Regions from separate parts of the Homo sapiens genome. Here region 1 is linked to region 2. The links are chromatin loops, found by intact Hi-C in ENCODE. Cell type or tissue: OCI-LY7. All regions are shown on one strand. Links, peaks and the distances in the headings refer to the core of each region. The heading gives the core; the rest is flanking DNA. Region 1 overlaps LOC107984545 (a long non-coding RNA gene). Region 2 overlaps LOC105369917 (a long non-coding RNA gene).

What was found. Peaks named below come from ENCODE experiments on the same cell type or tissue, not always from the same donor. Only the 100,000 strongest peaks of a DNase experiment are listed, where the experiment ranks them.
Region 1: it touches region 2 in a loop (4-fold over the local background); 2 of 110 quality-filtered maps call a loop at or near these places.

What each region holds. Positions count from the first base shown.
Region 1 is chr12:95,425,431-95,430,814 of GRCh38, reverse strand. The region is part of intron 5 of LOC107984545 (a long non-coding RNA gene); the gene reads left to right. Among named protein-coding and RNA genes, the nearest start is that of METAP2, 46 kb to the left of the region's middle. In OCI-LY7, for the core only: no CTCF peak of the experiment used is centred there; a DNase peak (open chromatin) is centred at 2,164; H3K4me3 peaks cover 542 bases; H3K27ac peaks cover 1,152 bases.
Region 2 is chr12:95,346,162-95,351,545 of GRCh38, reverse strand. All of the region lies in intron 8 of LOC105369917 (a long non-coding RNA gene), which reads left to right. Among named protein-coding and RNA genes, the nearest start is that of MIR3685, 39 kb to the right of the region's middle. In OCI-LY7, for the core only: no CTCF peak of the experiment used is centred there; a DNase peak (open chromatin) is centred at 2,065; H3K4me3 peaks cover 1,720 bases; H3K27ac peaks cover 4,420 bases.

The sequences.
Region 1 (5,384 bases), core at 58-5,057, 79 kb before region 2:
TGCAGTGATCTGAGATCACACCACTGCACTCCAGCCTGGATGACAGTGAGACCGTGTCTCAACAAACAAACAACAAAAAGAAAACAAGACAGAGGCAATTAATAAATAGTATCTGTTACTATTACTATTGTAAAAAGCACAGCCTTTATCATTGTATCTGAGTAATAATAGTTATACATGCATATTTTCAGAATGTTACAAAGAATATACCATAAAATGGAGATAACACAATAAATGCCACATGGCATTAGCATTAGGGTTTGGTGAAATGATATTCATGAGGGCAACTTTCAAACCTATAAAGAGATATACAGGCTGGGTGCAGTGGCTCATGCCTGTAATCCCAGCACTTTGGGAGGCCGAGGTGGGTGGATCACATGTGGCATGTGGCCAGGAGTCCGAGACCAGCCTGGCCAACATGGTGAAACCTCGTCTCTACTAAAAATACAAAAATTAGCTTGTAATCCTAGCTACTGGTGTGGCTGAGGCACGAGAATCACTTGAACCCAGGAGGCAGAGGTTGCAATGAGCCATGATCATGCCACTGAACACCAGCCTGCACAACAGACCTAGGCCCCAGTCTCAAAAAAAAAAAAAAAAAGAGCAAGAATTTTTCATCTCTATGAATTTTTCATCTCTATAAATTTTTCATCTCTATAAAAAATTTTAAAACTTAGCCAGGTGTGGTGGCATGCACCTGTAGTCCAACTAGTCTGGAGGCTGAGATGGAAGGATCACTTGAGCCCCGGAGTCTGAGGTTACAGTGAGCTATGATTGCACCACTGCACTCCAGCCTGGGCAGCAGAGCGAGAGCCTGTCTCTAAAAAAAATAATAATAAATAAGTACAAATAAATAAATATTTCTTAAATGGCCTTTCTGTCTTTTAAATGTCAACATGAATATATAACCAATGCCCAATTGTCAAAGATTTGAGATTTACATTTAGAATTCCTTTTTTTAGTTTAGAGATGGGGTCTTGCTATGTTCCCCAGGCTGAATTCAAACTCTGGGGCTCAAGCAGTCCTCCTACCTCAGCCACCTGAATAGCTGGGACTACAGGCACATGCCACTGCACCCAGCTGTCATTTAGACTTCTTATGCTAACTCAAATACTTTTTGTTCTTTAAAAATTTTCTCTTTTATTTCACATTAAACACTTATTGGAAAACCAGTGTTATTTTTCAAAATATGCTAATGGAGCCATCATTTAGAAGAAAAAGACAAGTAGCTCTTTAGTGGTGTGCGCCATTTTATAAAAATTCTATTCAGGTGAAACTCCATCAAATTTCTATATGTTTCACCACATTGGCTTGTGAAAGAAAACACTGAAATAGTGACGACGGGGGCAGCTGCCTTACTTAGAATTCTTTGAACAACTGGTTTGGAGAACATTTCAGAGGAGAGTTCATTTAAAGTTCTCTTGTTCATGCCTCGGGCAGTGCAGTGAAATCTGTTTTGGTTCCTTGTGCAATAGACATTTGTTGAATGAATGAATGATGACAGTCGTCAGATTATGAATTTTAAGCTCCAGATAGAGAAGGACTGGCCGGGCGCGGTGGCACATGCCTGTAATCTCAGCACTTTGGGAGGCCGAGGTAGGCAGATCACTTGAAGTCAGGAGTTTGAGACCAGCCTGGCCAATACGGTGAAACCTCATTTCTACTAAAAATACAAAAATTAGCTGGGCGAGCTGGCACATGCCTGTAGTCCCAGCTACTCGGGTGGCTGAGGCAGGAGAATCGCTTGAGCCTGGGAGGCGGAGATTGCAGTGAGCTAAGATTGCGCCACTGCACTCCAGCCTGGGTGACAGAGCTAGACTCTATCTCAAAAATAAATAAATAAATAAATAAATAAAAGAGAGAAGGACTCTGTTGTCCTCTCTTTGTAATCCATGTAGTGCAGTGCCCCCACCATGCTATCTTGATGACCGCTATAGTTTAGATGTTTGTCCCCTCCAAACTTCATGTTAAAATTTGATCTCCAGTGTCAGAGATGGGACCTAATGGGAGGTGTTTGGGTTATGGGTGCAGATCCTTCATGAATAGACTAATGCCCTCCCTCCGGGATGAGTGTGTTCTCACCCGATTAGTTCCTAGGAGAGCTGGCTGTTAAAAACAGCCTGACACCTCCCCACTCTCTCTCTCGCTTCCTCTCTCATCATGTGATCTCTGCGTACACAGGCTTCCCTTTGCCTTCTGCCAGGAGAGGAAGCAGCCTTAGGTTCTCACCAGATGAAAGTGCCCAATTGTAAACTTTCCAGCCATCAGAATTATGAGCAAATAAACCTTTATTCTCTATAAATTACCCAGCCTCTGGTATTCCTTTATAGCAACACAAAATGAACTAAGATGATTACCTTCCTAGATTTTATTTATTCATTTATTTATTGAGACAGAGTCACTCTGTCACCCAGGCTGGAGTGCAGTGGTGCTATCTCAGCTCACTGCAACCTCTGCCTCCTGGGTTCAAGCAATTCTCTTGCCTCAGCCTACTGAGTAGCTGGGATTACAGGTGCCTGCCACCATGCCTGGCTAATTTTTGTGTTTTTTGTAGAGACAGGGTTTTGCCACGTTGGCCAGGCTGGTCTCGAACTCCTGACCTCAAGCGATCTTCCCGCCTTGACCTCCCAAAGTGCTGGGATTACAGGTGTGAGCTACCGTGCCCGGCACCTTCCTAGATTTTATTGTGTCAACTATCTAGAGGCTTGGAGACACCATTGATGCTGTTCAGTAAAATATATGCTTGGGATATAAATGTTCTGTATCCAACTCATGGCTCTTGTCTTGAAGGAGAATTGTATCAGAGCAAGGCTTGAACTCACTCAATTCAGCTATCTGGTCCTAAATGATTCATTCTTTGTAATACTTTTTTTTTTCTGCCAACACTTGAAAATGTAAGATTATTCTACTACTTGTTGAGCAAATATGTACTAGAGAAACAGCAGTGAACAAGATAAAGTCTCTGCTTCGTGGAGACTTCAGTGGAGTAGAGGGAAACAAATAAAAAAGTAAATATAGGACAACAAATAGTGGTATGTGGAGTGCAATAAAGCAGGATTAAGGAAATGGGACTGATGCTTTTTTATATACAGTGTTCAAATGGCCTTATTCTACAGTAATATTTGAATGAAACTTGGTGGATATGAGGGCCTATGGGATGTGTAGGAAGGACATATCCTTGGTATGTTTGAGGACAGCAAGGGGGCCAGTGTGACTGAAGCATAATGTATTGAGAGAGGATAGTAGGATATATAATAAAAATCAGAGGAAGGGGAAAGGGTCAGATTATGAAAGACCTCGGAGGCCACTGTTATACAAGTTTTTTTTTTTTTTTTTTTTTTGTTGTTGTTGTTTGAGACAGAGTCTCACTCTGTCACCCAGGCTGCAGTGCAGTGACACAATCTCGGCTCACTGCAACTTCCACCTCCCAGGTTCAAGCGATTCTCCTGCCTCAGCCTCCTGAGTAGCTGGGATTACAGGCACATGCCACCATGCCTGGCTCATTTTTGTATTTTTAGTGGAGATGAGGTTTCACCATGATGGCCGGGCTGGTCTTGAACTCCCGACCTCAAGTGATCCACCCACCTTAGCCTCCCAAAATGCTGGGATTACAAGCTTTTACACTGAGTGGGATTAGAGTCTGAGCAAAGAGGGGCATGACTTAATCTGAGTAAAGACCTGGCTCCTGTGTTGAGATTCCATTTTAAAGAGTGGAGAAATGGTCAGAAAAAAGACCAGGTATGAGGTTATCTATAGTAATGATCCTTGAGGGATGATGGTAGGTCAGCCAACAGTGAAAGAAGGTAATGAGATTGCATTTCAGATATAGTTTACTGATTAGACTAGGGGATGGATACAGGGTGTGAGAGAAAGCGAGGAGTCAAAGAAAACTCCAGAGCTTTTGGCCTGAGCAATTGGAAGAATGGAGATTCCATTTATTGAAGTAAATAAGAACTAAAGGAAAACTCATTTGGAGAGGAAAACCAAGAGTTCAGTTTTGAACATGTTGGATTATTTAAATATGAGATACCTATAAGATACATTATATAGGAAGTAAGATATTTAAGTCTGGAGTGCAGATGAGATGTCAAAGCTGGAAATACACATTTGTGAGTTGTCAGATGGTTTTTAAAGCCAGTGAATTGGCTGGGCGCAGTGATTCATGCCCATAATCCCAGCACTTTGGGAGGCCGAGGCGGGTGGATGGCTTGAGGCCAGGACTCCAAGATCAGTCTGACCAACATGGTGAAACCCTGTCTCTACTAAAACTACAAAAATTACCCAGGCGTGGTGGTGCACATCTGTAATCCCAGCTACTCGGGAGGCTGAGGCAGGAAAATCGCTTGAACCTGGGAGGTGAAGGTTGCAGTGAGCCAAGATCACGCCACTGCACTCAAACCTGGTTGACAGAGTGAGACTCCATCTCAAAAAAAAAAAAAAAAAAACCACTGAATTGGAGAAGATCATCCAGGGAGTATAGGTAGAGAAGAAAACAAAAGAGGCCTGACGGGGAGAAGTCGACCCATGGGTGAAACCAGTGAAGAGCTGGAGAAGGAATAACCAGTGAGGGAAGAAAACCAAGAGAAAGTGGTGTCCCGGAAACCAAGTGAGGAAAGAATTTCGATTGTGTCAAATGCTATATGGGGATTGTATTATGAGTTGGGGGCTGAATAGTGACCTTTGGATGATGCGTTATAAAAGACTCCAGTGACCTTAAAAGAGGTTTATCTGTGAAGTGGTAGAAAAGTAGACTGGGTTGAATAGAGAAGGAAATCAACTTTCAGAGTTTTCTCGTATACCACTTCACACTCGTTAGGATGGCTATTATTTTAAAACAAAACAAAACAAGAAGTATTGGTGAGGATGTGGGGAAGTTGGAACGCTTGAGCATTGCTGGTGGGAATTTAAAATGGTGCAGATGGTGTGGAAAATGATATGACAGACCCTCAAAAAATTCAACATTGAGGCCGGGCACAGTGGCTCACGCCTGTAATGCCAGCACTTTGGGAGGCCAAGGCGGGCATCACTTGAGGTCAGGAGTTTGAGACCAGCCTGGTCAACATGGCAAAACTCTGTCTCTACTAAAAATTAAAAATACAAAAATTAGCCAGGTGTGGTGGCGGACATCCACAATCCCAGCTACTCGGGAGGCTGAGGCAAGAGAATTGCTTGAACCCGGGAAGCAGAGGTTCCAGTGAGCCAAGATCGTGCCACTGCACTCAAGCCTGGGCGACAGAGTGAGACTCCATCTCAAAAAGAAAAAAAAAAATTAAACATAGAATTACCATATGATCTATCAATTTCACTTCTAGGTATAAACTCAAAGAAGTGAAAGCAAAGACTCAAAACAGATGTTGTACACCCATGTTCACAGCAGCTTATTC
Region 2 (5,384 bases), core at 52-5,051:
AATGCCTTTTTGAGCAGAGGTAGAGGGTTGTAGCTTGAAACTTGACTTTTAGTGATTCCACAGACACCAGCTGACACATCAGAATTATTCAGGGATGCTCAGAATGCCACTCCAGGAACCTGATGTTGCCACGCTGTGTTTACCTGCCGTAAACCCCAGGAAAGGAAAGGTGGGGATGGAGGAGTCAGTGGTCATTGGAAAACAAGAAGAGTGTCACTGAAGCTGGGAGTCTTAGAAGCCTGTTCTTACAGGGTGGAGATCAGAGCTTTAATTCAAATGCATCTGATTTCTTTGATATAAATCCCTGCCTCTGGCTCTCAGCTCTCTGCAGGCACCTAGCCACTGGTGAAGGTGTTGTTGATTCTCTTGCTACTTCTTATGGCCCACTCATATTTTATACCAAACCATACACTCTGAAAGTTCTTTTCTCTTTTTTTTTTTTTTTTTTTGTCATTGTGCTCTTCAGGATATAAGATAGCTAATAGCTCACTCTGGAAATAGCATTAATACATTGGGGTGAGGGGGAAGTGGAGGACTCATTTTATCAGATGTTAAGGTTTTTATGACGTGATAGTAACTAAGATATTGTAGTATTGGCACCAGGCTAGTTAAATAGACCAATGGAACAGAAATAGAAAGACCTGACTGACCCAGGAACATGGGGAAACTTGATTTACAACAGAGATCGAATTACAAACCAGGAGGAATGGATTATTCAATCAATGGTGCTGGGACAACTGATTATCTATCTTAGATTCCTATTTTCCATAATAAACTCCAGGTAAAGAGCTAATCATTAAAAGCCAAATAATAAAACATTTAGAAGAAAACATCAGGATAATTTTTTCTTATCACCTTCAGGTAGAAAATTGTTTTGTTTTTTTTTTGAGACAGTCTTGCTCTGTCAACCAGGCTGCAGTTCAGTGGCGTGATCTGCTCACTGCAACCTCCACCTCCCAGATTCAAGCAATTGTCCTGCCTCAGCCTCCCAAGTAGCTGGGATTACAGATTACAGGTACACACCACCACACCCGGCTAATTTTTGTATTTTTAGTAGAAACGGGGTTTCACCCTGTCGGCCAGGCTGGCCTCAAACTCCTGACCCGCCCGCCTCGGCCTCCCAAAGTGCTGGGATTACAGGCATAAGCCACCTCGCCTGGCTGAAAATAAATTCTTAAACCAAATGCACACCAAAAAATCACAAACATAAGGGATAGGATTAATTAGTTTAACTATATTAAAATAAAAATCTTCCATATAAAAAGGACACCATAAGCAGAAGGAAAAGACAAGCCACAGATGGAGACAAATGTTAGCAAAATATATGATTGGCAAATAGACCCTTTGCTGAACAATATGGCAATGTCTAGTAAAATTGAAGGCACGAATAATCCAGAGAAATTCTATACCGTAGGAAATGTGCAAAAATTTCATTGCAGCAGTTCTCTGTAGTAAAAAATTGGAAATTATGTAAATGTCCATCAACAAGAGAATGTATCAGTTGTTTGTTGTGGACAACTGCCATTGGCTCTTATCATGCAGCATCTATACCTCCCTCCTAAGTTTGGGGACTCCCCTACCTGCTGAGGCAGAGTCCCCTCCCACAATAAAAGCCAAAAATACCACTTTTTTTTTTTTTTTTTTCCCTGAGACAGCCTCCCTCTGTCACCCAGGCTGGAGTGCAGTGGCGCAATCTTGGTTCATTGCAACCCCTACCTCCCGGGTTCAAGCAATTCTGCCTCAGCCTCCCGAGTAGCTGGGACAACAGGCATGCACCACCATGCCTGGCTAATTTCTTTGCATTTTTAATAGAGATGGGGTTTCACCATGTTGGCCAGGCTGGTCTTGAATTCCCGACCTCAAGTGATCCGCCCACCTCAGCCTCCCAAAGTGCTGGCATTACGGGCATGAGCCACCACACCCAGTCCCATCTTCTTGATTTCCCAGTTTCTCCTGCAGCTAGGGCCCAGGCACATGACCCAGGCTCCAAAGATCAGATGCGCCTGCCCCAGACTTTCATGCAGCTGCAGGGGCTGCCCGGACTTTCTGGGAGGAAGAGCAGTGGTTCCGCTTGGCTTCTAGTGGCTGTAATGGCTGTGGTTCCTGCAGCTGTGTTTTGGGTCAGGAGGACCAACAGTGCAAGCCGTAGGGTCTGTCCAGCAGCCGTTGTTGTGGTGTTGCTATTGGACACATTCTACAGCATGATTAGGGACATTTTCCCTGGCAGTGGAGCCTCCAAACCCAAGTCTTCCACTCTTGCAAAGGTCTTCCAAGTTATTGAATACATTCCTTTTTGTTTGTTTGCTTAAATTAACCAGTTTGTTTCTGTTGCTTGCAAATAAAAACCCTCATCCTAACAGATTATGGGTTATTACATACTTATATGACATACATGAGAATGACATACACCAAAATTAGGATAAAACGTTGAGTGAAATCAGGCAGGAGTCCTCAGGGACTTTCAGTTGTGTCTCAAATTGTAACAATGGAAAAAATATAAACATATATAGCAAATGGAGTAAAGCATTAATTTGTATTAATATTTGATATTAATACAATAAAGCTCGGTGGTGTGCATGGGGGTGTTATATTATCTTCATATTTTTATGAATATATTAACTACTCCATTATATGCACACACCAACACACATATGTAAACTTTTACTATAATTCAAAATGTACTATTCTGAACATTTCAAAGAAACAATATTCTGCTGATATTATGTGTTTGTCTTTCCATGAAAGAAGATCCATCTCTAAGTTAGCCTGCATCTAAATTCACTAATAAACATTATGCTGAAAAAGGAAAAAATATATTGAAAATAGGTCTGGTGGGGCATTAAGGCAAATGCTGAAATAATGTATTATATTTGCATGCATGGGTTTTCTTAAGCCAAGCAGATACCGTAAATCACCATCATTTTGTAGAAATGCGTTTCTACTGAGGAAAGGCATCAAGACATTTCAAAAAGCATGGCTTCAACAAACATAGCTGATCATTCATCACACTAAGTTGCTTAGTGCATTTGTTTGCTTCAGTTGCTTTAACAAACTACCAGAGCCCAAGGGACTGACATGACAGAAATTAATTTTCTCACAGTTCTGGAAGCTGGAAGTCCATGATCAAGGTCCGTAGCATCAGTATCTGATGAAGGCTCTCTTCCCGGCTTATGGATGGCCACCTTATTGCTGTGTCCTCACGTGGCAGGCAGCAAAAGTCAGCTCTCTGGTGTCCTCTTCTTATAAGGACACTAATCTTATCAGATCAGGATCCCACCCTTATAACATCATTTAACCTTAATTACCTCCATAAAGCCTCTATCTCCAAATACATTGAGGTTTGGAGCGTCAACATACAAATTTTGGGGGGACACATTGAGTCCACAGCACTCAGGTTAAGGGTAAAGAAACTGAAAACACCCAGCACTTTGGAAGGCTGAGGCAGGCGGATCACTTGAGGTCAGCAGTTCGAGGCCAGCCTGGCCAACATAATGAAATCCCGTCTCTTCTAAAAATACTAAAATTAGTCGGGCATGGTGCCACACGCCTGTAATCTCAGCTACAAGGGAGGCTGAGGCAGGAGAATCGCTTGAACCCAGGAGGTGGGGGTTGCAGTGAGCCAAGATCGCTCCACTGCATTCCAGCCTGGGTGACAAGAGCAAGACTCTGTCTCAAAAAAAAAAAAAAAAAAAAAAAAGGCCTGGCACGGTGGCTCACGCCTATAATCCCAGAACTTTGGGAGGCAGGCAGATCACAAGATCAGGAGTTTGAGACCAGCCTGACCAACATGGTGAAACCCTGTCTCTACTAAAAATACAAAAAGTTAGCCAGACATGGTGGCGGGTGCCTGTAGTCCCAGCAACTCGGGAGGCTGAGGCAGGAGAATCGTTTAAACCCGGGAGGTGGAGGTTGCAGTGAGCCAGTATCGCGCCACTGCACTCCAGCTTGGGTGACAGACAGAGACTCTGTCTCATTAAAAAAAAAAAAAAAAAAAAAAAGGACACTGAAATCAACAGTGAATATTTTAATGATAATAAAATGTACTCCTGGCCAGGCACAGTGGCTCATGCCTATAATCCCAGCACTTTGGAAGGCCAAGGTGGGAGGACTGCTTGAGGTGAAATTTGAGCCCAGCCCGGGCAACACAGCAAGACCCCATCTCTGTATTAAAAAATAAAAATAAATAAGATGTACTCTTCTAGCTACCCAGGAATGCCAGTTTAAAATAACCTAATTAAAATACTATATTTTTAAACAAATTTCAGCGTCTCATAAAATTCTTTAAGCTAATTAAAATTCATGAAAGGTTGGTTTTATATGCTTCATAACCCCCCTGGAAGTTTTGTGGAAACACAAACTTACCCCTACATAATAGATGTTAATACTGAAGCACAAAGAAATGAGAAGATTTGCAATCACATTAAGAGTGAGTGACAGGCCAGGTACGGTGGCTCACACCTGTAATCCCAGCACTTTGGGAGGCCTAGACGGGTGGATTACTTGTGGTCAGGAGTTCAAGGCCAGCCTAGCCAACATGGTGAAGCCTCATCTCTACAAAAACACAAAAATTAACTCGGCATGATGGTGGGTGCCTATAATCCCAGCTACTTGGGAGGCTGAGGCGGGAGAATCTCTTGAACCCAGGTGGCGGAGGTTGCAGTGAGCCGAGATTGTGCACTCCAGCAGCCTGGGCAACAGAGCAAAAATTCTGTCTAAAAAAAAAAAAAAAAAAAAGAGTAAGTGACAGATTATGAATCCAAATTTAGCTTTCTGATTTCCATTCTAGCTGTTGGGCTACATAGCTTATTTAGTAGAGGCAATAAAACCAACTCATAAACACCTTACAGATATTTCAGGATCCAGCAAGATAGCAGTATTACAATAGAAAAAATATATGCATGTGTTCAAATCACAGCTGTCATTTACTGCTTGTGTGTTTTTGGTATAATTACTGAATTTCCAGAGCCTCAGTTTTCTCATCTGTAAGGGAATAAAAGTAAGTAACTTACAGACCAGCCTTGTATGCATTCTTCTTAGGTATGTTACAGTGCAATTAACATTCTAGTAATTGCTGGTCAATTATTTGCAATCATTTGGATTCATTGGTCCTCTGAACACGTATTTTATGTTTCTTTCAGAGCCATCGGTGCCTGTATAGCTGAAAAGGCTTATGTTTAACTCTTTTAGTGTATTGACAAATATTTTAACATGTTGGTAAATAAAATCCTGTCCAGAATTAAATGTCAATGCTTTACTAAAGTAATCGCTTGTATATCAGGGGTGTCCTTTCTGTCCTTTCATTTCTTTAATGTGATTTCTAACCATTATATTTCTAGGGTTCCTTTTCCCATTGAAAGCAAGGATACCTGGTTTGCTTCCCAGCT